Linked DNA regions of Mus musculus: region 1 is linked to region 2. A link is a loop called in an ENCODE intact Hi-C map of the cell type or tissue named here. Cell type or tissue: gastrocnemius. All regions are shown on one strand. Each heading gives the region's core, and the rest is flanking DNA. Links, peaks and the distances in the headings are about the cores only. Region 1 has its middle 87 kb from the start of Peli1. Region 2 has its middle 17 kb from the start of Peli1.

What was found. A loop is a pair of places that touch in the nucleus more often than their neighbours do. Peaks named below come from ENCODE experiments on the same cell type or tissue, not always from the same donor. Only the 100,000 strongest peaks of a DNase experiment are listed, where the experiment ranks them.
Region 1: it touches region 2 in a loop (1.9-fold over the local background); 2 of 42 quality-filtered maps call a loop at or near these places.

Annotation. Positions count from the first base shown.
Region 1 is chr11:20,998,438-21,010,687 of GRCm38, reverse strand. No RefSeq gene overlaps it. Among named protein-coding and RNA genes, the nearest start is that of Peli1, 87 kb to the left of the region's middle. In gastrocnemius, for the core only: no CTCF peak of the experiment used is centred there; DNase peaks (open chromatin) are centred at 3,253 and 6,235.
Region 2 is chr11:21,067,816-21,080,065 of GRCm38, reverse strand. No RefSeq gene overlaps it. Among named protein-coding and RNA genes, the nearest start is that of Peli1, 17 kb to the left of the region's middle. In gastrocnemius, for the core only: no CTCF peak of the experiment used is centred there; no DNase peak of the experiment used is centred there.

The DNA.
Region 1 (12,250 bases), core at 1,865-9,864, 70 kb after region 2:
ATTTAGTATAGCACAGTAATTAAAAGTCAGACATTTGAATTCAGAATCCTGCTTGCCCACTTTAGAAGCTCCGTGAATGTGGCGCCATTACCCTCTGCTTCTTCATCTGTTGTTACCACCTACCATATGGATTTGGTCTGAAAAGGAAATGAGTCTCAACAGAAATGCTTAACTCTGCCCCACAAGCAGCAAAGCATTTAGTCCGGCGATTGAACCGAGGGCCTAGGCACATACTAGACAAGAGCTCTACTACCAAGCTACACCCTCATCTTCCTTCTTATTAATTTATATTTTGAATGGACAAACCTGGCCCCAAACAGGGGAATGTCACAGTGGAAACCATCTGGGGCAAATACTACTGAAGTTGGAGTCGTATCAGAAGTCGAAGGGCCAATAAATGGTATCCAGCAAATAAGGAGAAAGGCTGGACCCAGAGAGAAAGCAGAGGGAGTCCAGCCGTGGCGCTGGGATGCTGTCACGGTGAGGAAGCATGGGCCCTGGGCAATTTGAGAACGCTATGCTTACTTGAGCCCTAAGCTGTGCTGCAGACCACACTCTCTGCCCTTCTTGCTCCCACCCTCACTATCCGGTGATTTGACACCTTTTTTTTTTTTTCCCCCGTTTTTTCTTTTTTTGGTTTTTCGAGACCAGATTTCTCTGTATAACCCTGGCTGTCCTGGAACTCACTCTGTAGACCAGGCTGGCCTTGAACTCAGAAAGCCACCTGCCTCTGCCTCCCAAGTGCTGGGATTAAAGGCAAGCGCCATATGCTCATCATGCTGTCACACACTTGCCTGGCCTAGCCCCTCTAGGTGGTCAGTTGGCTGTACCTTTGCCTTGTCTGTTTCTCCTGATACTGTCTACCCTCCATCTCTCCACTACACGTTTTGACCCCTGGGTTCCCACTGGTCGCCAGATCTCTCTCTTTACATCTTCCTAAAGCATGCTTGTTGTAGAGGAAGGAGTAAACCCTGGGCTCACCAGCTCATTTCCTCTTCCCTAACAGCTGAGAAGGCATGTCCTAGTTTCGTTTGCTGTTAGCTTGGGACAATGACCCAATGTTTTTTTTTTTTTTTTTTTTTTTAACTAAATTTACTTTTTTAAAAATTCTATCCACAGGAAACACTAGAGAAACTTTGAGCCAAAAAATAAATGCTGACTGCCTATAAACAGTATAAAGGTTTTTGTTTTTGTTGCTAAATGTGTGACATTAGGCCAAGCTACTTAAAGTCAGTATGTGATTCCTTCAGTTCTCATCAGGGTCAAGATTTGGGTCCTCTAAAGCTGAGCTTCAGCTATCTCTTCAAGATAGCCCCTTTCAAAGGAGCATGCACCTCACCCTGCTAGCCTGAGCTACGCACAGTTCTTTCATCTCTGCCTGAATCATGGTGGCACTGATGACAACTTTGAGGTTCATCTGAGGTTGTGGGGCTCTAATTTCTTTTGAATTTCCTTTCAGATCATTTTTTTTAGCACAGGGGATCTGCCTGGTTCTCAGTTGCTGGGTGAGTTCTGAGTAATTCTACAACCCATGGAACACACTAACACAGTAAATGTAGTCCCGTTACAGTTCCTTCATGGGGGGCCTAAGAAATAGTCCTGTGGGAAAGAAAATTTATGGAGTGACTACAGGAGAGTTTCCTGACAATGTGTGACTATAGGCAAGCCTCTTGGGACAATCTTCAACACAGTGACCCAAATTCTCAACAGCAGAACAGTGGAAATCTGATCTGAGGTCTGATGCTTCTGGTTCGCTGGACCTATGGTGAGGTCTGACCTCATGTGCATTCCCTCTTGTCCCTATACCAGGCCATGCACATCTCTGACTCTGAGTTGCAGGAAGGGGTTGATAGGACCCCCAGTCTCTCTTGCAGGAAAACGGAACAGTTGGTATGGTTTTTGCTGTGGTTGTCCATTTTTTTAAATTACTTTTCTTTGTTTTTTTTTGTATGGCTTACCACATCCTAGCTAATGATACAGATGATAGTTTCCTTTCACTCTGGTGTCTCTATGATTGATTGCTTACGTCTCTAGGAATCACTCCCTGCCTTCCTACCTCGTTGCAAATTGCTACTATCCTCAGAGTCTCCTCTGTGCGCTTGTAAAACTGTGTTGAGGTCCCTGTGTGTAGATGAAGCTCCGCACTGCTTGGGATGAGCATTCCAAGAGAGGGCATGCTACAGAGAAGACTGTCTTAGTGTGCATGGTGAGTTTGAGAATGGGACGTCTGGCAGAGATGTCCAGGAAGCATTTGACTAGATAAAAGGAAAAGTCAGGAGAAGGATGGAGGAGCATCCTGATCAGAAAGCAGAGGAGACCCAGCCCTTCAAGTAAAAGCGTTTCCAGTGTTCTCTGCCCCAGGCCATCCAGGGGTTCACCTGCAATCTAAAAACAATGGCAGAACTGGTTTGTTGATCCCACATTTGTAAATGTGAAATTTAATTTAGAAAAAAAAACTAGGAGATGGTGCAATTAGAGCGGTTTCTTTAAGCTGAAAAAATATCTTTGAGGGTGAAATTTCTTGCTTTTATTGTTGAGAAAACTTCCTTGATCATGTTAAAGGAAAACACAGGTTGGAAAACTCATTTAACGCTTACCCTGGCTTTCCTCAACCTGGAGTCTTCTGACTCACAGCAAACTGAAGGTGAGGCTGGTCACTGTGGGGTTTGGTTCTCTTTTTAAATTTAGAATCATTCCACCTTCTTTTCCTTTTTGAATATGGCTGCCCTTTAGAGGTAATTCTTATGTTTTCTGTATGGTTGGTTGTTGCTGATCTTCAAATATCACCTATGCAGCCAGAATCGGTTGGCAGGTAACTGCTCTGTACTTCTGGCTTTCAGATGCTTTCTATACTGGTGCTATCTGGAATCTGCAGTCTCCTGGGTCAGAGGCCCAGTGCTCCAAGAATCTCTCATTTGAAAATGTAACTCCTTGTGCAGTGGGGTCAATGTGAGAGGGGATGACCCCCCCCCAAAAAAAACAGTGCCCACACATACAGATATTATCAACTCTTGCATTCTCAAACAAAATCCAAGTTCTGCTTTACTGTAGATTTTGGTTGGAAGAAAACCCTTCTTAACTGCAAATCATACAGGAATCATAAAGTAACATACTTGTTTCTTTTTTAAAAATCTTTCTGCCCTTGGTCTTGGAACCCATTATAAAAATGCAGTCTATGTGGCTTATGCTAAATGATCAGGCAGATGCATCATACACGGTGAGGAGAAGGGGACAACCTGCTGTGTCAAGGGCATCGCTCCAGGGTGACATTTCCTTGTGAGTGGCTGGACAGCATTTCCTCATACAGGTGAACACATGCTTGAGACCTGCAAGCTGAATGCCCTGCTTGCGTTTACCTTCATGCCACCTCTGACACTCTACTTTTCTCAGAGGAATAGCTATAACCGACATCTTGTTTGTCGTTTTATTTCCAAATGCCAATTAATGACCAGCTAAAATCACATCTTCCATTTCTACAAATGCTACAAAATGATCATTTTCATTTTATAGCTGAGTTTGGAAAATGAGTTTGGGAGCAGTTATATTGCTGAAGGTCTAGACAGTGAGTTAAGGTTGGATCTGAAGCCGGAACAGTCCCCCACACCCCACCCCTGAGCTCATGCCCTCTCCACGAAAACTTGTCTCCTCCCAGAGCTTTCCTTGCGCCATTTACAATTCTTCCTCCTCAGCATTCTACTTGAGTTGGAACCTTCTACTTCCTGAGCCAACCCCCAGAGACGGAGAAGTTCATTTTAAGTTTACTCAAATGTAAAGTGAAGGAACTGAAAATTCTCTGGGTCCAGACTTCAAATTCCATTTATCTTGGAGTTCTACTTCTCATCTTCTGGGCTCATCAGTGATGGCCCAGATCAGTGGTGACGCCTGGCTGTTTGTCTGGACTCTTGCCTTGGCTATGACTGTGCTCATCGGACACCATGACGTTATTTAACAAGGGTATGCGTCTCTGGCTCTCCAAACATGAAGGACGTGTGTGAAGGATGGCATCTCTCTGGAGGGCATGCATGGGCTTAGCTAATTAGAAGCTGAATTTCACCCGGGAATGTTGTGTAACTTTCTCTGGGAAGAGACTGCATCTATTTACCCCAGACAGGGCACTGACAGAACAAACAAATGATTACACTCAAGCCTAGCTTAATGAACCCATGCATTTATTGGGGTTACTTACAGAACATAGGTGATGCAAAATGCCCCCCACCCCGGACTCCCTGCTAGACTTGCTGGCAGCTTAGAGCTGGTGGCTGGGAGAGAACACTCCTCCTAGCAACTGCTTATTACTTTTATAACATTAGGGAAGGGACTTGGGAATTTTGTAAATATCAGGAATTTTCTGATCCTTTCTAGATTTTTTTTCTGAGCCCCACAACCCCACCTCTTCCCTCCAGGAGTTCCAAAGCATAGCAAGTCAATAGTTAACACTTATTAAATGCCTGCAGTGAATAAAACCCTGGGTCGGGGGTAGGCGTGGGGTCCCTGAGCCATGGTTGCACATTCTATACATCTTGTTAAATTGTTTGCCTTCCCACAGGCCCATCTACTTTCAGAGTACCTATATTTCTGCTTACGTTTAATTTCTCTCACTTGCAAGAATTCCAGCATGCTCCCTGCCCTACGTACTATGTTCATAGTCAAACACAGCCATGGGACTCTCTGACTCTAGGATGTGCTGCTAGAATTTAACCCATTCTGAAAAGTGCCTCATGCTGTCCTACTAAGCTGCTAGCATTTCACTCAGTAGACTGACATGGACCATGATCACACATGGCACTTCATGGGTAGCTTGAACAAGCAGACTTTAAATTATATTATTGTTGTTGTTGTTGTTATTATTATTATTTCAAATCCAGTGCCTGCTTAGCTTTACATCTTCCAAGTGGTCATCGTGACAGAACATTATCTCCCAACATTTTCTGGAGCCTGAGATCCAGTTTTTCTTGTTCCCAAGTCTGATCTTCCTTAGTCTGATCCATGAGATAAATCCATGCCGGGAATAAATCCAAGATCCAGTTTAACTCTGTCTGGAACCAGGTCCCTTGAGGGGAAATTTTACTATATTCTATTGAGCTTGTTTTCTTATGTTCTGTTTTTCTCCCCCAAACCCTCTTCCACATTATTATTATTAGTCGCAGTCGTAGTCGTCGTCATAGTAGTAGTTTTTTTCTTTCCCTGTCTTTGCTGGATGCTGTCATTTTCTTGTGACCGACAGAGAAAGGCACTCTAGTGTGACTGAAAGCCTGAGACAGTTTGATCACTCCTTGAGCTACATGTGTTAGTGTCCCTAGTGTGTCAGCTGCTCTGCATCTTAGTGAATTGGCCAATTCTGTCTATTCTTGTCTTTCTTCTCCAAGAGTGAAGTAGGCAGGCAGCGAACGGTGAGCAAATTAGGACTTTAACTCACTACACAAGAGGATGATAGAAAATACAAAGTCTGATCTTGCCAATGACACTGGGACACCAAGCCAGGATGTCACAGCTCTGAGCCATGGCAATGAGATGTCAAGCAAGAGGATCAAGTCTGTGGAGCACAGGTCGCTGATGATGGTAGAAGTAGCAGAGGCAGCGGCCATGGAGTCAGTAGGACTGGCGAACCTTTTAGCCATTAGCTCCAGCAAGTCTTCCTCCAGTGGATGAGAGCGACTTTCCTGATGTGTTGTGGGGTCAGGGGTGTGTTAAAATTGCTTCTATACTTCCGGTATCATTTCTGGAAATCAGAGTTCATGGAATACATTTCTGAGACAAGTTCTTGTCCATTGTGCTTTTTAACAAAACAATTTTTGTATTTTATTTTCATGAATATGGGTGTTTTGCCTGCCTGCACGTCTGCTCACCCACCTGTTAAAAGAGGTCATGAAGGCCAAGAGAAGGTGTCAAATTCCCATGGGATTGCTGGTACAAATGATTTTAAGCTGCCCCCTGGGTGCTGGGAATCGAACCTGGAACCAGGGCTTTGAACTACTACTACCTCAGTAGCCTGCACCATGTTTTGTATTTTTATTTATTTTTCTCCAGGATCTTTTGGCCTCTCAGAGTCCTGTTATACAACCCTAAACTTTTGTCATAGCTATTGAATTAATTTACCAGGAATGTGAGGAGAGAGCTTACTGAGTACGAATGTTTGATTTACAAGCATGAGAACCCCATTTGAATCTTCAACACTCGTGTAAAAACCTGGGCATGACTGCATGCCCCGATCCTCGGCGTTAGGAGATGAAGACAGATGGATCCCGAGGGCACTCTGGCCAGGCAGTCTAGCATAAAAGGCGAGCTCCCAATTTAGTGAGCCTTGTCTCAAGGATGGGATCCTCCTCTGGCCTAGGCGTGCACAGGCACAGGCTCACAAGCATGGACCGCACACACATGCAGGAACTCTCACTTGACAGCATCGCGGTCAGAAAGACAAAGGTTTGAAAAGACAAGGTCAGAAAGACAAGAGGAAAGGTTTGGCAGAGTGGGGATTGATGAGTGTTTTCCAAGACCAGGGTGACTTTTAGAAAGAGGAAGGTGAAAGATTCCACCCTGCAGGGACGGGCCTTAAGTTCTACAAGTAAACAACTCAATGTCTTCAGGGAATCCTTGAAACTAACCAGATTCACCCAGGCTTGTCCCCTGAGCATATGTCAGAAGTAAGGACCACTGAGAGATACTTTCAGACAAGCTAACCTGCCTTGAAGAGGCTCAGGCCAGCTGAGTGATCTACAGGTGCCTGAGTGCCCACCCACAGTTTGTGTGGTGCCCTCGAGGTTTCCAGCTTTCATGAGGTGTCACTGGTTCTAGGGTGGGCTCTGGTGATACAGCTGCCATTGAGTCATGTCTATACCTATAAGAAACCCCTCACCTATATTTCTGTAAACAACCCCGATAAAACTCATCAGTTCACCAAACTGGACTTCCATGGTATCCGTACTTTGCCTGTTGTTGGTTTTCTATGGGTGTGAGTAGACATTTGTTCACACCTCCCCAGGAATAGTGTCACACAATAGAAGTCAGGGAAGGCACAATGACATAACCTTTAAAAAACGTTTACTAATGTAGAAAATGAACTTTATCTTGGAAATATAACAGAGAGTGGCCACAGTTGATTTGTAGGACACTCAGTCAATTACTTCAGATTTCTCCAGAATTGGAAGGGATAACCTATGCACTTTAAATAGCAAAGAAAATTTGCTTCCATGGTACAAGATGTGACTACTCCCAGATGCTCCCTCCCAAAACTTCTTTCAATTATGATTGAAGCAAAATAAAGAAATACCAAAGCAAGTCTGCAAGTAAATAAAAAGGCAGTTCTGTGCCAATTTTGAAGTTACTGGCTTTGTGGCCTTTGGAGTAGAGGTCTTGATCTCAGGCCTGGATAAAACTATTTATTGTTCAGCATGTTTCTAAGAAAAATTTCAAGCTTTCTTCATTAGTAGGAACTATAAAAGGTCATCTCTAAGAACTTTTGGTTTCTTAATTCCTATGAAACAAAGCAGGCCATTTGAGGATATGACTGACAAAACGGGGTGGGGACAGATTTTAATTTAAGCTAAATCTAACCACGACTTAATGATGCTTTCCACAAATACAGTTGAAAATGATGATCCCATTATTTAATAGAAAGATGGCTGAATGTGTGTGCAAAGATTTAGCTATAGGTTGATGGTGTCCCCAAATGAAAACTAACCTAAATGTCCACTATTCGGAACATTAATAGAGGCACATAAATACAATGGAATTCCAAGAGCAGTTGGAAAGCATGCTGCAGAAAAATATTTAATGGCAAAATCAGAAGACCAGACACGTGGTTGCCCATTAGAATAGATAGGCAGCACTATACTGTAACCCTCTAAGGATCCCATAACTCAGAAGCTGAGCAAAAGTATACATTTATATTGAGCCTACTGTGTACTCTCCTCTCCTGTCTCTGGATACTACTTACAGATATGAAACAGGCATGCAGCTATTTTACCTAGTATAGTCTTTGCTCTTGGTAGTTCACCAACGAGCTTGAATTTTCCTCTGGTCTGCAAGTTAAGCAAATATGATTCTGAGTTTGGAAACAGTACCCTAAATTTTACATAAACAAAAAAAAAGCTTCATTCACAACTGTAGGGCATTGAGATTGAGATTTGGGCTGAGTTTCTGGGTGTTCTGCATGATCACTCTTCCACTCATTCCCATGTGCCAAGCACCGTACACATCCTGGCACAGAGCAGGCAAATATGTTCAGGCTAGCCGCTATGCTCACTCAACGGTCAGTGGTTTCTTTATTCTGTTACAAACAACCATGAAGTGGATGCTGTTTGTGCTGTAATGTTAATTCTGGTCCCCCAAACTGCTTACGTGAGTGTCTGCACATAAGACACTGATGGACCCTGCCCCTACATGGCTCCGACTGGTAAATAAAGATGCCAGCAGCCAATGGTTGGGCAGGACAGACAGAGGCAGGACTTTTGGGATTCCTAGGCTTGAGAGAGAGAGAGGAGGAGGAAGCAGAATCACTATGAGAGGGGCTTAGGATGGAACAGCCACATAAGAATTCTGATAAGTGGCCCTAGTGGTCACTTCCTAGATTGGGTCTGAGGTAGCAGAGATGAAATATAGATTTAAAAGGATGCTAATTCTGGAATACTGGAGGGGAGTGTTTGCTAGCCATGGGAAGAATTAGAAATGCCCAGCCAAGCTGGGCGTGTTGCTACACACCTTTAATCCCAGCACTTGGGAGGCAGAGGCAGGCGGATTTCTGAGTTTGAGGCCAGCCTGGTCTACAGAGTGAGTTCCAGGACAGCCAGGGCTACACAGAGAAACCCTGTCACAAAAAGAAAAAAAAGAAAGAAAGAAAGAAAGAAAGAAAGAAAGAAAGAAAGAAAGAAAGAAAAGAAAAGAAGAAAGAAATAAAAGAAATGCCCAGCCACTAAGCTAGTCAAGGCATATCAAAATTAATTTATGTGTGTGTGTGTGTGTGTGTGTGTGTGTGTGTGTGTGCCTTTCATTCAAAGCGACTAACTACTGCTACACAACTACCTTGAGCCTGCCAAGCCAGTGGTGATAAGGCAGATGCCTATTCTGCTCTTCTGCTGTCTTTGTTTATCGAGGAAGGCAGACACTACTATACCAGGAAACAGCGATACCACTACAAAGTAGGGATGGGGAGCCCCTTGAAGGCACACATTGGGTCTCTCCTGAAGTGTCAGGTAAGCTGAGCCCATGGGCATGAGCTGAAAGTACCCTGGAAGTTAGAGCTGAGGGAATGGCATTCTGAGCAGGAGGGCATGTGAAAAGAGCCCTTGCTCAGCACTTGGCCTGAATTCCCACAGCTTTCATAATCCAAATTCTTAGTTATTGACAATTACTGGAAGCATATTCATGTCTCTTCCAAAATGGACTCTGTTATGTTTTCTTCTTTAATGCTGCTTAGAAACTGGAAGCTTGAGCGTCCTCTGAAACTGTAAGGAGTTTCCTAACAACTCCAAGCACAGGGATGAGCTGGCAAGGTTTCGGCCCCATACCTTCACCTTGAACACTTGGCTCCGAGTCCTAACAGGTCCTGGGAATTGATATACTGTTATCTCAAAATCACGTTTATGAAAAAAAAATCAGCTTGCCCCTACAGCATGTACGGATGGCTTTAAAGCCCAGTCCAGTAGGTGCAGTAGGTTTACAGGTATACTAGATACACTTGCAGTCACTTGTGATCAGCCTGGACCCTCTTACCAAGTTTCCGTTAGATCAAATTTTGCAGCAGCCTCGAAGCTCTAAAACCAGATTTTCTGAAAGAAAAGTTCAGTGTAAGATCAGAGTCTGGTGTTGGCAGACCTGCTTTATAGATCAAAAGCTGCATCATTTCTCGACACTGAAGCATCCCCAGCCTTCCAAGAATGCTTTGCGCTTTGCTCCCTACATAACATCATATAAGATAATATTGCAAACACATCCCCAGAGGATGAATGCTAATTATCTGTAAGACCAGGCTAATGATGTGGGTTGGGTGGAAGAACTAACCAAGCAAGGAATAATAATGTCACTCAACTGATAGACTAAAGTGACGTCAGCAACCGTGAGTGAACAATAGCACTAGAGATGTCCACCCACAGGCAAGCTGTGTGCCAGCATGCTGTTTGTGGAGATCCTTACTTGAGAACAGAGACAACACCTGGGGAATTAGCTGCACTGTATTATTTAACATTCTATTTATAACTTTCCAGCAATTTCTATAGCCAGTATTATTTAGTCACTAATGTCTTCAAAAATCAAGATCTCAGGCTCAGACAGCCATGTTTGGTTTAAAAAAAAAAAGATTTATAGTTCCTTTCTGAGGTTCAGTCTCTTGTTGACTGACTATTTTTATAACAGTTTATATCAGCAGTTGCAACTGGAGGATTTAAAAGCTCTCTTCTAGGACCCTTTTCAAAAGAATTGTCTTAAATCTGTTTCTCCGGACTTGACTGCTCTGTTTTTGTTTTTCAGAAGTGAGTGATTTGAGCTAAAAGGAAATCCTAATGGCTGTCACTTGGTTTAGGGCACAGAAGGGCTAAAATTTTTCAGAGGGCCCATCTCTTTTCAGAAAATGATTTCGTGGTAAAGACATGCTTCCTAACTGCCTCAGGTGACTCACTTGGACAAATCCCTCAACTTTGCAAGGATTTAGAAATCCTTTGCTTCCCTTATTTAACAGAACCATGTTTAAATTAAGTTATAACAGGTAATTGTGCTTATTCCTAATAAAGAATTAGAAGGCATATGACACACCTTGCAGTGTGTTTCCAGCAGGAAAGTCAAAGCAAGAACTTCATGGAGGTAAACGTCAGTCTGTCTTCCTCTACCCTGTTCCTAGGAGCAAATGGCTCAATGAATTTAAAGAACTCGACAAGAGCAGAGCCAATCACAGAACCTATACATGTGAAGTGAACTGAGAATATAACATTAAACCACATTTAGTATCTCTTTATTATGATTTTTGGGGGCTCCCCTGGCTCTATAGGCCACTAACCCCAAGTCCACGCCCCTGGCTGTTCCTTGGAAGTCCTCAGAGTAAGTGTATTCAGGACCAGGGGCTCCTCCTCACCTACCAGCGGAGGTACCGAGCTGTGCTGCTGACTGATAGTGTGTGTTCAGGACCAGGTAACTACCCCCAGCTGTAGCACTGAGCTGTAAAGTTGACCGTGCATAGCTGATGATTCCAGCCCACCAGTTCTTCCCACTTTATTGCTGTCAGACCTTGTCTGTGGCACTGGGAGAGAGGTTGCTGCTTGGGCACTCTGTACCAGGCCCCCTGGCACAGGTCTCTCTAATTTCCCACAGTAGAGCAGGTTAGGCTGCAATCGTGGCTGGAAGACCAGACAAAGCTCAGTGTAGAAAAAGTACACCCAACAATTTCCTAAATCTCACTGCTTGGGAAGGCAGTACTCAGAGGCCAGATGCCTCGTCTAGCCTTGCAGCATCAGAGTTCAGTCTGCTCACATAAGGGAAGGTCAGCCTCACTACCATTGCTTTCTGGTAAATCCTTAGGCTTGTTGTTACCCAGAATTTTACTTTGGGGGTGGGGGAGACTCATATACTGAATTCTAAAACATTCCCATTTCCTGTCCTACATCATAGCTTTTCCCACAATATGGCAGTACACTTATTTTAAGGAAACCTATCTTCTACTTATACCCCTCACTACAACCTGAAGCAATGAAGTCAGCAGACACAGCTTTAATCCAACTAGACTGTGAAACCGAACACTTAGCTTAGGAGTTGAGAGCCCTGTAGCTCTCATCCTCAGGTTCTGCGAGTTTACTTAAGGATGTTTCAGAGCCTCCCCAGACACAAAATTGGTGATTTACATTTATGTAACCCAACACCCCATCCAGGGTGTCTCTTTTTACGTAGGGAAATCAATGTCTCTGCCCCCCACCATCACCCCCTTGTATTAAGAAAACCATACACAAAACCTAAATAGTGTTTTTCCAGTTTCTACTCATCAAAATTCTTTAAAATGATTACAAGTAGGAGACTTTATGTTGATTGAAATTGCCTGGGTTAAATGCAGTGTGTGCAGAATAAGCAAAAGGACTCTAGTAGGAAAACTGGTGGGAGGGAGGGCCATCAGCACTCTAATGGGGAAACCAGGAGGAATGACATACTAGCTCCAAATAGTGCTTCAGCCTCCATACACTGCTGCCTGGCCAATCCCAGCCACACAGCTGGGTGGAGATTGTCTCTGCTATTCTCAGCACCAGACCAGTTCACATAGCTATCCTTTAGGATTCTC
Region 2 (12,250 bases), core at 1,663-9,662:
ACTGTTAGGATTCTGTTGATGTGAGATTCAGGAGTCATAGTAGGTCTTGATAAATAAGCAGAGCAGTACAGTGAGAACCTTGTCCTGTGGCTATTGAGCAATGAGACTGATACACAAAATAAGCTCTTTCATAACTTGTATCTCAGCCAAACTTCTGTTTATGCAATTTCTAGATTTAATTGTTCAGCACAGCCGCAAATGCATCCCATTTTATGAGACCATTGCACCGTCTCAGTTTGTTGAGATGTATAACTATTCACCCTCATTTTTTTCCCTCTCCATTTCTAAATTCTCATAAGTTATTCAACTGGAGGATTAGATTTGTGCTAATGGCTGAAGACAAATAGATGATATTTGGACACAAAGAAATGGAATGCACAACACAAATACTTTACAATGTTCTCCGAGTCTGAAACAAGGAAGGTGTTAAGCTTTATAAACATAACCACTGGGAACTTTTACAGATAACCGGGTGAGTTTTAGACTGGGCTGTTGACATATGGCCACTTGTGAGTGAAAGGCAAACATTTGTACATGATAATGCTGGCAAACTGGTTGGTGGGGAGAAAAACCTTCCAACCTGTCTTTGTAAATGGAACAGAGAAAATGGAGCCAAATCACATAATAAGAAAAACAAAGAGGAAAAGATAGGTTATCTCCAGTTCTATACGGTAAAAATATTAAATGTCTTGACACCACCTGCCCAGCTGTCAAACAGGACCCCATAAGTCAGAGTAAATTGGAGCTGTTGATAATGAATAAGAAGAAAGAAGAAAGGGATGGGGGCGGGGAGGGGGGCTAAAAGAGGGGTGAGGGAAGGCCAAGCAGCAGCACCAGCAGCAGTGAGATGGTTAACACTCACAAAATTTACTAGTAGAAAATTTCAACTTACTTAAGTACATATGATTCTGTCATCCTCCAGATCACAATGGAAATGCTTTCCCAGTCTTTTTAGATCCTAACATTTGCGTTAGCTATGTATGAGGGATGGTTACATGAATTGGTAACTTAAAAATCTCTGAGGTAGGAAATATGTTCGCCTCATAAGAGGCAAAAAGATGAGAAAAAAGATAGAGAAAATGAATAATTTGTCCAAGGTCACACAGTAAAAAGTGGTAGGATCTGAATTCAATATAAATTTTTATCAGCACCCATACTTTTAGGGAAGAATAGCAAACTCCAAGGTACAGCATACTTGGAAAGGGTTGGAGGGATGGGGTCCATGCCTTTGCCAATTTTTAAATAGTTGACCAACTTTCCACGGATTCACGCTTAGTGAACAGTGGCTCTGGAGAAGGACTCCAAGTCTGTGTGACTCCCAGGCTTACGTTCTTCCTCCTGCATCTGAGTAAGAGCCACTAACAAACATAGTCACTTAAAATGCATTCTCCATCATACAGAAGGAGTCCACCCCAACAGAACTCACTGGGCCTTTGTGCTTGGATGCAGGGAAAGAAAGCAGGGCAATAGTGAATGTGTGCAGCGGATGCCCCTGTCAATCATCAAGAAGCCGCCACGTTTTGTTGACTCTTTGTTTAGGAGGAATGAGAGTGCATAAGCATGCTTGTAAAAGTTAACACAAAGTGTTTAAAACCAATGTAGGTTTAAAGGAATGAGCTTAAAGTCATAGAAGATTTTCCCATGTGGATTCTGTCTTTTCTAAAGTATTAGATAAAGATTTCTATGCTGGAAAGTCATAGATATGATAATTACAGGTTAATATTATTTTGTGTCACAGAAACCAACAAGGATAGCTCTCACACTTTAATAACAGCTTGGATTATGTGTTAGTTCTGACTAAAACAACATTTTAAATGACTTGAAATTGTTTAAAATATGACATGAACCAAACTGTTAGAAAAATTAAGTAATTGGATTTCACTTGATTATAAATTTGTGACAAATAACAAATATTCAAACCCCTGTGAACAGAAAATGTATGCAGTCACTCTAAGCAGAAGATTTCTGAAAAGAGTGACAAGTTTAGTATGTCTTTCTTATTTGGTATGACTTTCTTGGTTGGTTGGTTAGTTTTGACATGGCCTTACTACTATGTAGCTCTGGGTGTCTAGGAACTCTTTATGTAGAGCAGGCTGGCCTCAAACTCACAGAAGTCCACTTGCTTCTGCTTCCCAAGTGCTGGTATTAAAGGAAAGTACTACCTTGGATGAGTCTTAAATGCATGTTCAACTCTATTTTAGGTAGTTTTTCTTCTACGATGGCTAGTCACACAGTGGTAATCATGATTCATAGTCTGAGCTATAAAAGGGGGAAAAATAAACTGTATTCCATGTAACTTGAGAGTGATGACTTTATTTCTATCATTTAAAATCAATCAATGTTTAGTAACTTTCAGATAACATTGCTATATAAATTAGAAGATGTTATTCTTCAACCTCTTCACATGAATTTTTGAAGAAATCCTTGGCTGTGAAAGACAACCATATTTTTGTCCATTGTCCATTACTTTCATAGATGTTCTTTTAAAGCTGCTGGCTGTGCATAGAGATTTGACAAATTTTTGATAATTTAAAAACAGCAATAATTTTCAAGTGGTTAGATGATTGTAGACAGACAACAGTCAAACAGATGAATAATTCTAACATTTTTGCTTATGTTGAAGGAGCTTTGTGGGGGTAGTAATTACTTAATTTGAACCCACGGACATGTGCTCTGAAAATGGTAATAACTAGGCACAAACCTTGGAAAATAATTTTGGTAAAGGCATTTAGAATTTGTTGAAAAAAAGAATCCAATTTTGGCAAGGTAACAGGCACTTAAGAACTCAGCATTCAAGGGGCCAAGGCTTTGTTAGTATTATGGGTTCAAGGCCAACCTGGGCTACACAATGAGACCACCCTTTTAAAAACACACAAAGAAAACACAAAGCCAAAGGAACCAAGAAGTACATGTAGTTAAATAGAAACAAAACAAAACAAAACGAACAAAAAGCATTTTTTTCTTCCCAGGCATTTATACCATGGATGATGTAAGACTTAAACTATCTTTTTTCAGATTTTCCAAAAACGTTCCAGTTTTATGTGTATGTGTGTGCCTGTGTGACTTTATATGCACTATGTATGTAGGGGTGAGGCTAAAGGAGGACATGGGCTCCCTGGAACTGGAGTTAGTCATGAGCCAGCTGGGAATAGAAACCAGGTCCTCTAGAAGAGTAAAAAGCCTTTTAACCACTGAACCTTCTCTCTAACTCCAATAGTTCTATGTTTAGTATTTCATTTTAAACCACATTAAACCATTAATTTGATATTAATATTTTAAATGACTTCAGAGTATAATAATCTGACCCTTTAGGAAAACCTTAATTTTTCTTTGATTCTAACTGGCTTTAGCATTATCAGAGAATTTTCAAAAGTGGGTTCCAACTCATTGAAAGCCTAGAACAGTGGTGGGGGAGACAACTCAGTAGAAAATACACAAGCATGAGGACCCAAGTTTGATCCCAAATGCCACATAATAAGCCAAGAATGGTGGTGTGCACTTGTAATCTGGTGCTGGGACCGTGAAAAAATTGGCAGGTGATTTGATTTCATTGGCTTTCCATCTTCTCAAAAAAGATCACTCTTTTAGTTTCCTTCTTTCTCCCCTTTACAATTTTTACTTGGTTCATGTAATTCAGACCTCAGGAAACAATTCCATCCTTCCCTTCCTAGGACTTATCTTCAGTCTACAATATCTGTGTCATTCTATGACCCTGATATTCATAATGATGAGATCTGTCTTAGTTACTGTCCTATTGCTCTAAAGTGACACCATGATCATGGCTACTCACCAAAGGAGACATCAGTTGGGGGTTTGCTTACAGTGTAGAAGGTGAGTCCTTCACAATCATGGGAGGGAACATGGGGACAGGAAGATGAGTTATTGGAGCAATAGCTGAGCACTTACATCTGACCCACAAGCAGCAGGCAGGGGAGACAGCATGTGGAGGGAGAACTAAACCTGGCATGGACTTTTGAAACCTGGAAGCCTGTCTCCCAATGACATACCTTCTCCAACCTCCTAATCCTTTATAGATCGTTCCACCAACTGGGAACCAAACATTCAAACATGAGAGCTCATGGGGACATCCTCACTCAGACAACCACAAGATCATACACACATACCCAACAGATCGATTTATATTGGATTTTGTTCTGGTTTAGTTTCTGTTGCTGTGATGAACACTATAATCAAAAGCAACTTGGGAAAGAGTTTATTTCATCTTACAGGTAACAACCTGTCTTTGAAGGAAATTGAGGAGGAACTCAAAGCTGGAAGCTGGAGGCAAGAACTGTAGAAGAATGATGCTTGCTGGCCTGCTCTCTGGCTCATATATACAGCCTAGGCTCACCTGCCTAGAAATGGTACTACCCACAGTGGTCTAGGTCCTCCTACATCAATTAGCAATCAAGAAAATATGCCATAAATATGTCCATAGGTCAATATGATAGAGGCAATTTTTCGATTGAGATTCCCTCTTTTCAAGTATATGAAATTGACAAGCAAGATTAGCAGCTGCTGCTTTATAACTTGTTCTAGAAAGCTCCAAATGCAACTCATGTCAATGTCCCTGAAACTGTTGTTTGTGTTTATGTGTTGTACTTTTATAAAACTGAAAATGATGCAAACTCATGTAATCAGATCTCACAGCCAGGGCTTCCTCAAGGACTAATAAGAGAATATCTAGTACATTTCTATTCATAAGTACATGTATCACGGATTCCTTTCTTTGTAGTTTATAAAATTTATGTTTAGACAAAAAATTCAGTGTACTGTTGGATCATTACTTGTGTGTGATGATAATTTGAAGTGATCATTTGAGTAGACCTAGATAAACTAGATACAGTGTTTCTAGGAGAAATCACTCTTCCACCAACTTTTTTCTGCTTTAAAAAAAAAAGTAGTTAACCCTTTTTTACTTAACTATTTTTTCCCCATGACTCAAAAAAAATCTATGACCTGAATACATTTTTATCAGGTCTTTTCAATAACATCATAAACTTACACATAGTAAACTTAAATTTAAATAGAGAAATATTTAAGTACAAATTTTAGACAATATTCTTTTCTTGAAACTTGATGGTGATCTTCAAAAGCTCACAAATATTTTTTTAAAAATGATTACTTCTTTGAGAACTTCATGCACTGTTTTGATCATGTGATGTCACTCTCTGCCAGTCCCTCCCAGATCTCTCTCTTCCTTACCTCCCCAACATTTTTGTTGTTGTTGTTGTTGTTGTTGTTTTTGTTTTTTTGGGTTTTTTTTTTTTGTTTTTTGTTTTTTGTTTTTTTGGTTTTTCAAGACAGGGTTTCTCTGTATAGTCTTGGCTGTCCTGGAACTCACTTTGTAGACCAGGCTGGCCTCGAACTCAGAAATCTGCCTGTCTCTGCCTCCCAAGTGCTGGGATTAAAGGTGTGCGCCACCACCGCCCGGCTTTGTTGTTCTTTAATAACTCACTTGAGTCCAATTTGTTCTCCCCATATATGCCTGGGTACAGGCCATCTCCTGCAGTGTACTTGACCATACCATACCCTGAAAAACAAGAACAAAAAACTGAGGGCCTCTCCTCCAGCAGCCATCAACTGTCCATGGCCCCTCCCCCTCCACACTAAAATGTTGACTGGCTTGATTCTCACAAATGAATTCCCTCCCTTACATAAACACTATCTAACAATTGGAAGATAAAAATTCATATCAAAATAATATCATTGCATCTCTTCAATGTGTATGTTTTCCTATTTTTTTAATGATTGACTAATTATTCAGTTGGTAGACAACTGTTTGGACCATGATGATCTGTTCTAAGTTATCACAGTGAACTAGAGCCAGATGGAGCCAGCCCTTTTGCCATCTGTGTGTCACCATCCTTGCTTCTGTCCTGCTAGCTTGCCTTCCTCAGTGTTCCCTGCAGATCCGCCAGTGACCATTAACAATCATTTTGTTGTGCTCAGCTAATACAGTCCCTTTGCTGTGACAGTGACCATCCCATCCACCATCTCTCCGACATCACATTCTGCAGCTTCTTTCTTTGACTATTACTCTTCTCTCCCTCCCCATTCGAGCTTCTTGAGGGAGGCCTACATGGTTCATCCATTTTCATACCCTCCTTTGTTCCCTTTCTCCTCTCTATCACAGGAAAATATATACTCTACGTGTTTACTACACAAAACTTGCCACTTAAATTGACTTCAAGTGCTCAACTTTGTAGTCTTGAACACATTCACACTCTTGTGCAACAGTCATTTCCATTCCACCTACAGAACCTTTTCAACTTCCCAAATGGAAATACATACAAGAAACACAGTCTCTCCCCATGAGTCTTGAAAACTATCACTGAAAACTATCACTTCATATTCTTTCTCCATGAATCTGACAACCCTTGATTCCTTACATAACAAAATCACACAAAGTTTGTCCTTGTCATTAGCTTATTTGAAGACATCTTCAGAGCTCATTTGTGTCTCCTCTTTATTTTGACACAATCTTTATGACATTATTGCTTACCGACACTCTCCACTCCTTTGGCTTCTCCCTTCTGCCCCTGGGTTGACTCCAACTCTGTCCAACTCAGATTTATTTTCTGAGCTCTAGGGACAGTAGCTAGAGATCTCTACATGAATGTTGAAAAGACCATATGATAAAAACAAGATTTATCTGAATTGGAAACTTCTAGTTTCTTTGGAAAGTTTGTTATGTCAAATGATGGTTTGCTGGGGCACACAGGCGAAAGGATGTCTTGCTAAAGCAGACACATGAGAGAACGTTTTCCTGAAGCAGACACAGGTGAAAGGATGTTTTTGATATAGCAGACACATGAGAGGATGCTTGATAAAGGAGTATAGATATGACCCCACAGACAGCGGGAGAGGAGCACTGAACATTGGTTTGATTTGTTCCACCTCACTATTCTTCGTTAACAATGTATTGTATTGCTTTGCCTTCCATAGCAAGCTAAGCTCAACTTGTGATAATTCCAATGTTGAGAGAAATTCACCAAAGAACTACTCGTGAGGTTCCTGCGGCAGCTTGCTGCTTGCTCCTGTCGCCTCGCCTCAGGCTGGTTGGTGAGCCCGATGGGTTCTTTAGGATTGAACTACAGTTGCTGGTTCATGCCTGGTGTCTGCCTGCCAAGAGGACTAGACTGTAGCTGCCAATTTGTGTGTGATATCTGCCTGCCTAGAGGACTGGTCTGTAGCTGCTGTGTCATATTTGGTGTTTGCTACAAGACTGAACTGAGAAAGAAGATCGAGTTTGCCCCCAAAGACCTATTGCTGAACAGGTCTACTTCCCCCACATCCTAATAACTTTTCTCTTCCACTACCTCTGCTGGGCAGTGGGCTAGAGGAGAGGTTGAGCCCTCATTGCAAAACATTTATGCCTACACTTATCCCCTTTCCCTCCAGAGTTGCCATGCTCATAACAATTGTTTTTCTTTAGTGTGCTCAGTTTTTCTACTTATCATGCCTAGTGCTATTTGTCAGTTTGAGTATTAGACTAATTCTGATTCCATTCCAGCATCACTGTCCCATTCACCCACCACGTCTGCTTCTTATCCTTCAGATTCATCCTCATCTGCTAATCCCTACCTGATGCCCTATCCCCTTAACTGCTGAGAATGTTGGTACCTAACTTTAGCAGCATTTCCTTCTGGCAAGTGCCCTTGTTGAGCAGGAGCAGCCCAATGCAATGACTAGATGCTAATGAGCCTGATCATGTTTCCCAACCATGATAGGTCCTAGCTCTATAATTCTTCCAGGAAGGGATGAGACGCTTATTGTAACTGGTCACAACTCAACTTGTCCTTCTGAACTATTTAGGTTCAGCTTCTTTCCTTTACCCAAAGGTGCTGATCCTGAAAGCAAGCCTCCTCATGCACACAGAGTTCTACCTGAATCTGTATTCCCAGATACTGGATAGCAACACGGGGGTAGCACTTGCTCTCAACATCACTTGCTTATATCCATCACATCTCTATGCGGCTACCTCATAATTACCTGTTTACTTAAGCATCTATGCCTAAATATAGTCAGCAACTTGAGAAGAGGAATTTCTGTCTTATCTTTTTATCTTCATTTGATTTTTAGCCTAGTTAAATGCTTCTAAATAAATAAGAGTGTAAATGAAAGCAAGAGAGATCGATATCTTTGTAAGCTATGGGGAGCATTCCTAAAATCAGTTCAGTCCTTCCTGAACCATATTTCTTTTTGGAATAGCCCCATAAAATCTGGGTTATCTTTCCTTGGGTACATTTTAGGTTTGCTGCTTTTCATGCTTCATGAAATTGTAAGAAGTATGGATTCAAAGGTCTGGACTTGGAAACCTGGATTAAATTCTCCCAGCACTGTATACTAGTTGTATGATTTTGGAAAATGCTATAACTCTTCATGTTTCAGTTTACTAGGATAATCTAGCTCATAGGCATTGCCAGGTAGTTAAAAAATGAGATGATACTGTATAAAGTGATAGTTTTTACTTAGTAAAAATTTCTCCACCTTTCTCCTATTTCTCTGTAGGTTGAATTCAGCCTTCCATAAGAACTGCAAGGAAGTAAATGACAGTAGCTCACTCATACCCAGTAGATCCCATCAGCTCCCATTATCTGCTTTTCTCCTCACATGCACAGATCCATCCTTCTCAGCCACTGTGCTTGTTTTAGAAGGGGAAACAAGTGACTAAAGGCTTATCTACTCCACCGTGCAAGCCCTTGCTTGCTATGGCTTTGTTATTCATTTGTGAGACATCAAGTATGTCAGTGGCAAGGGGTATGCTTAAGTGTTCCTGAGAGTGAGGCAAAGAGGAGCCATGATATAAATGTAACATTGTTGATGAGTTTCAGTGAGGTGGGGGTGGGACTAAAACTATGAGCATGGTCCCAGTGAAAGGTAAAGTGTTGACAGCAAGGTACTCCACATCTGAGTACCAATCCACCCAAAGCTCCAGTTTTATTTCTCTCACTATTTGAAGAAAAAAATCCCCTCTCTCTGTTTTTTTTGGGGGGAGGTGTTGTTTGTTTGTTTGTTTGTTTGTTTGTTAAGGCAGGTTCTATGTGGTCTTGGCTGTCCTGGAAGCCACTTTGTAGCTCATACTGGTCTTGAACTCATAGAGATCCACCTGCTTCTGCCTCCCACGTTCTGAGATTAAAGATGTGTACTATCACCACCTGGCAATATTTGTTTTAATTTTTATTTATTTTTATGTGTGTGGATATTTTGCCTGCGTGTATGTATATGCACCACATGCATGTGATGCCCTTGGAGGCCAGAGAGAGCATCATATCCCTTGGAAATGGAATTACAGATCATTGTGAGCTGCCAAATGGGTGCTGGGAACTGAATCTGGGTCCTCTGCAAGAGTAGTAGCAAGTGCTTTTAACTACTGTGCCTTCTATCTAGCTGACATTGCTCTCTTGAAGTTAAGTAGGCCATGTGATAATTTCTGACCAATTGCTTTGAAATAGAAGTGTTAGATTACAAATTGGAAGAAGTATTTAAAAGCTAGTACTAAGGATCTTAGATAGAAGCAGAAATGTCCCAAACACCTCCCAGGCCTGGAACAGATTAAGAGAGAAGGAGATAGGGGGAGGGAGAAAGACCAGTGGGGGAACCAGGAAGAAACCAAGGATGGAAGGAAAAGAATAAGAAACTTTGTGTTGTGTTAAACTGTAAATTTTAGCCTTTTCTGGCTAAAAATATTGTATCTGGGGAAAACTCAAGACAACCCAAGTAAATAAGAATTTCAAGAAAAGCAGGGACAGTTGGCTGTCTGGAAAAGTAGAACTAGAATGTTCTTAGATCCCTTGTCTATTGGTCTATCTATTGCTCTGTGGATGGAGTGCCTTAGCTCTTCTCTCCCGATCTCCTCAGGTGAGTCTATCTACATCAGTTCCCACTTCCAGATGTTAGGTGACTTTGACTGCAATTTTGTGCCATTATAGTTCTATATCCTTGTAAAGAGATGGACCCTAATATGCCGATTTTGAGCAACTAAAAGTTCTCTCAAGTCTACTCCAAAGATTTAAAGGAACTTAAATTTTGCTTGTCTTTTGGACTGGGGATACCCTCTTCACAGACCCATTAACAGTAACCATGGGGCTAAGGCATGAAAAATAAAACATGGCCACTGATGCTTTAGGAAATTGGGAGCCTCTTCCACCTGACCGGAGATGTAGGTTGGAGTCCAGTGAGATAGGGCCTGTCCAGGTGGTATACCACACATTGGCTTATCTACTAAACTAAGATTCAGACTCTCGAGATTAGTAAGAGACAATCATCCCTCTGTATATGGATGAGCATAAAATTAGTTGAACAGGTATCTTGGCTTAATCAGAAAATTGGAGCATTTGACAAAATCCAACACCCATTCATGATAAAAGTCTTGGAATCATCAGGAATTCAAGGCCCATACCTAACCATGATAAAAGCAATCTACAGCAAATCAGTAGCCAACATCAAAGTAAATGGTGAGAAGCTGGAAGCGATCCCACTAAAATCAGAGACTAGACAAGGCTGTCCACTCTCTCCATACCTATTCAACATTGTACTTGAAGTCCTAGGCAGAGCAATTAGACAGCAAAAGGAGATTAAGGGGATACAAATTGGAAAGGAAGAAGTCAAAATATCACTTTTTGCAGATGATATGATAGTATATATAAGTGACCATAAAAATTCCACCAGAGAACTCCTAAGCCTGATAAACAGCTTCAATCAAGTAGCTGGATATAAAATTAACTCAAACAAGTCAATGGCCTTTTTGTACACAAAGGATAAACAGGCTGAGAAAGAAATTAGGGAAACAACACCCTTCTCAATAGTCACAAATAATATAAAATACCTTGGCGTGACTCTAACTTAGGAAGTGAAAGATATGTATGATAAGAATTTCAAGTCTCTGAAGAAATTAAAGAAGATCTCAGAAGATGGAAAGATCTCCCATGCTCATGGATTGGCAGGATCAATATAGTAAAAATGGCTTTCTTGCCAAAAGCAATCTACAGATTCAATGCAATCCCCATCAAAATTCCAACTCAATTCTTCAACAAATTAGAAAGGGCAATCGGCAGATTCACCTGGAATAACAAAAAACCTAGGATAGCAAAAACTCTTCTCAAGGATAAAAGAACCTCTGGTGGAATCACCATGCCTGACCTAAAGCTGTACTACAGAGCAATTGTGATAAAAACTGCATGGTACTGGTATAGCGACAGACAAGTAGACCAATGGAACAGAATTGAAGACCCAGAGATGAACCCACATACCTACGGTCACTTGATCTTTGACAAGGGAGCAAAAACCATCCAATGGAAAAAAGACAGCATTTTCAACAAATGGTGCTGGCACAACTGGTGGTTATCATGTAGAAGAATGCGAATTGATCCATTTCTATCTCCTTGTAATAAAGTCAAATCTAAGTGGATTAAGGAACTCCACATAAAACCAGAGACACTGAAATTAATAGAGGAGAAAGTAGGGAAAAGCCTCGAAGATATGGGTACAGGGGAAAAATTCCTGAATAGAACAGCAATGGCTTGTGCTGTAAGATCGAGAATCGATAAATGGGACCTCATAAAGTTGCAAAGCTTCTGCAAGGCAAAAGACACTGTCAATAAGACAAAAAGACCACCAACAGATTGGGAAAGGATCTTTACCTATCCTAAATCAGATAGGGGGCTAATATCCAATATATATAAAGAATTCAAGAAGGTGGACTCCAGAAAATCAAATAACCCCATTAAAAAATGGGGCTCAGAGCTGAACAAAGAATTCTCACCTGAGGAATACCAAATAGCAGAGAAGCACCTGAAAAAATGTTCAACATCCTTAATCATCAGGGAAATGCAAATCAAAACAACCCTGTGATTCCACCTCACACCAGTCAGAATGGCTAAGATCAAAAATTCAGGTGACAGCAGATACTGGCGAGGATGTGGAGAAAGAGGAACACTCTTCCATTGTTGGTGGGATTGCAAGCTTGTACAACCACTCTGGAAATCAGTCTGGTGGTTCCTCAGAAAATTGGTCATAGTACTACCGGAGGATCCCACAATACCTCTCCTGGGCATATATCGAGAAGATGTTCCAACTGGTAAGAAGGACACATGCTCCACTATGTTCATAGCATCCTTATTTATAATAGCCAGAAGCTGGAAAGAACCCAGATGCCCCTCAACAGAAGAATGGATACAGAAAATGTGGTACATTTACACAATGGAGTACTACTCAGCTATTAAAAAGAAAGAATTTATGAAATTCC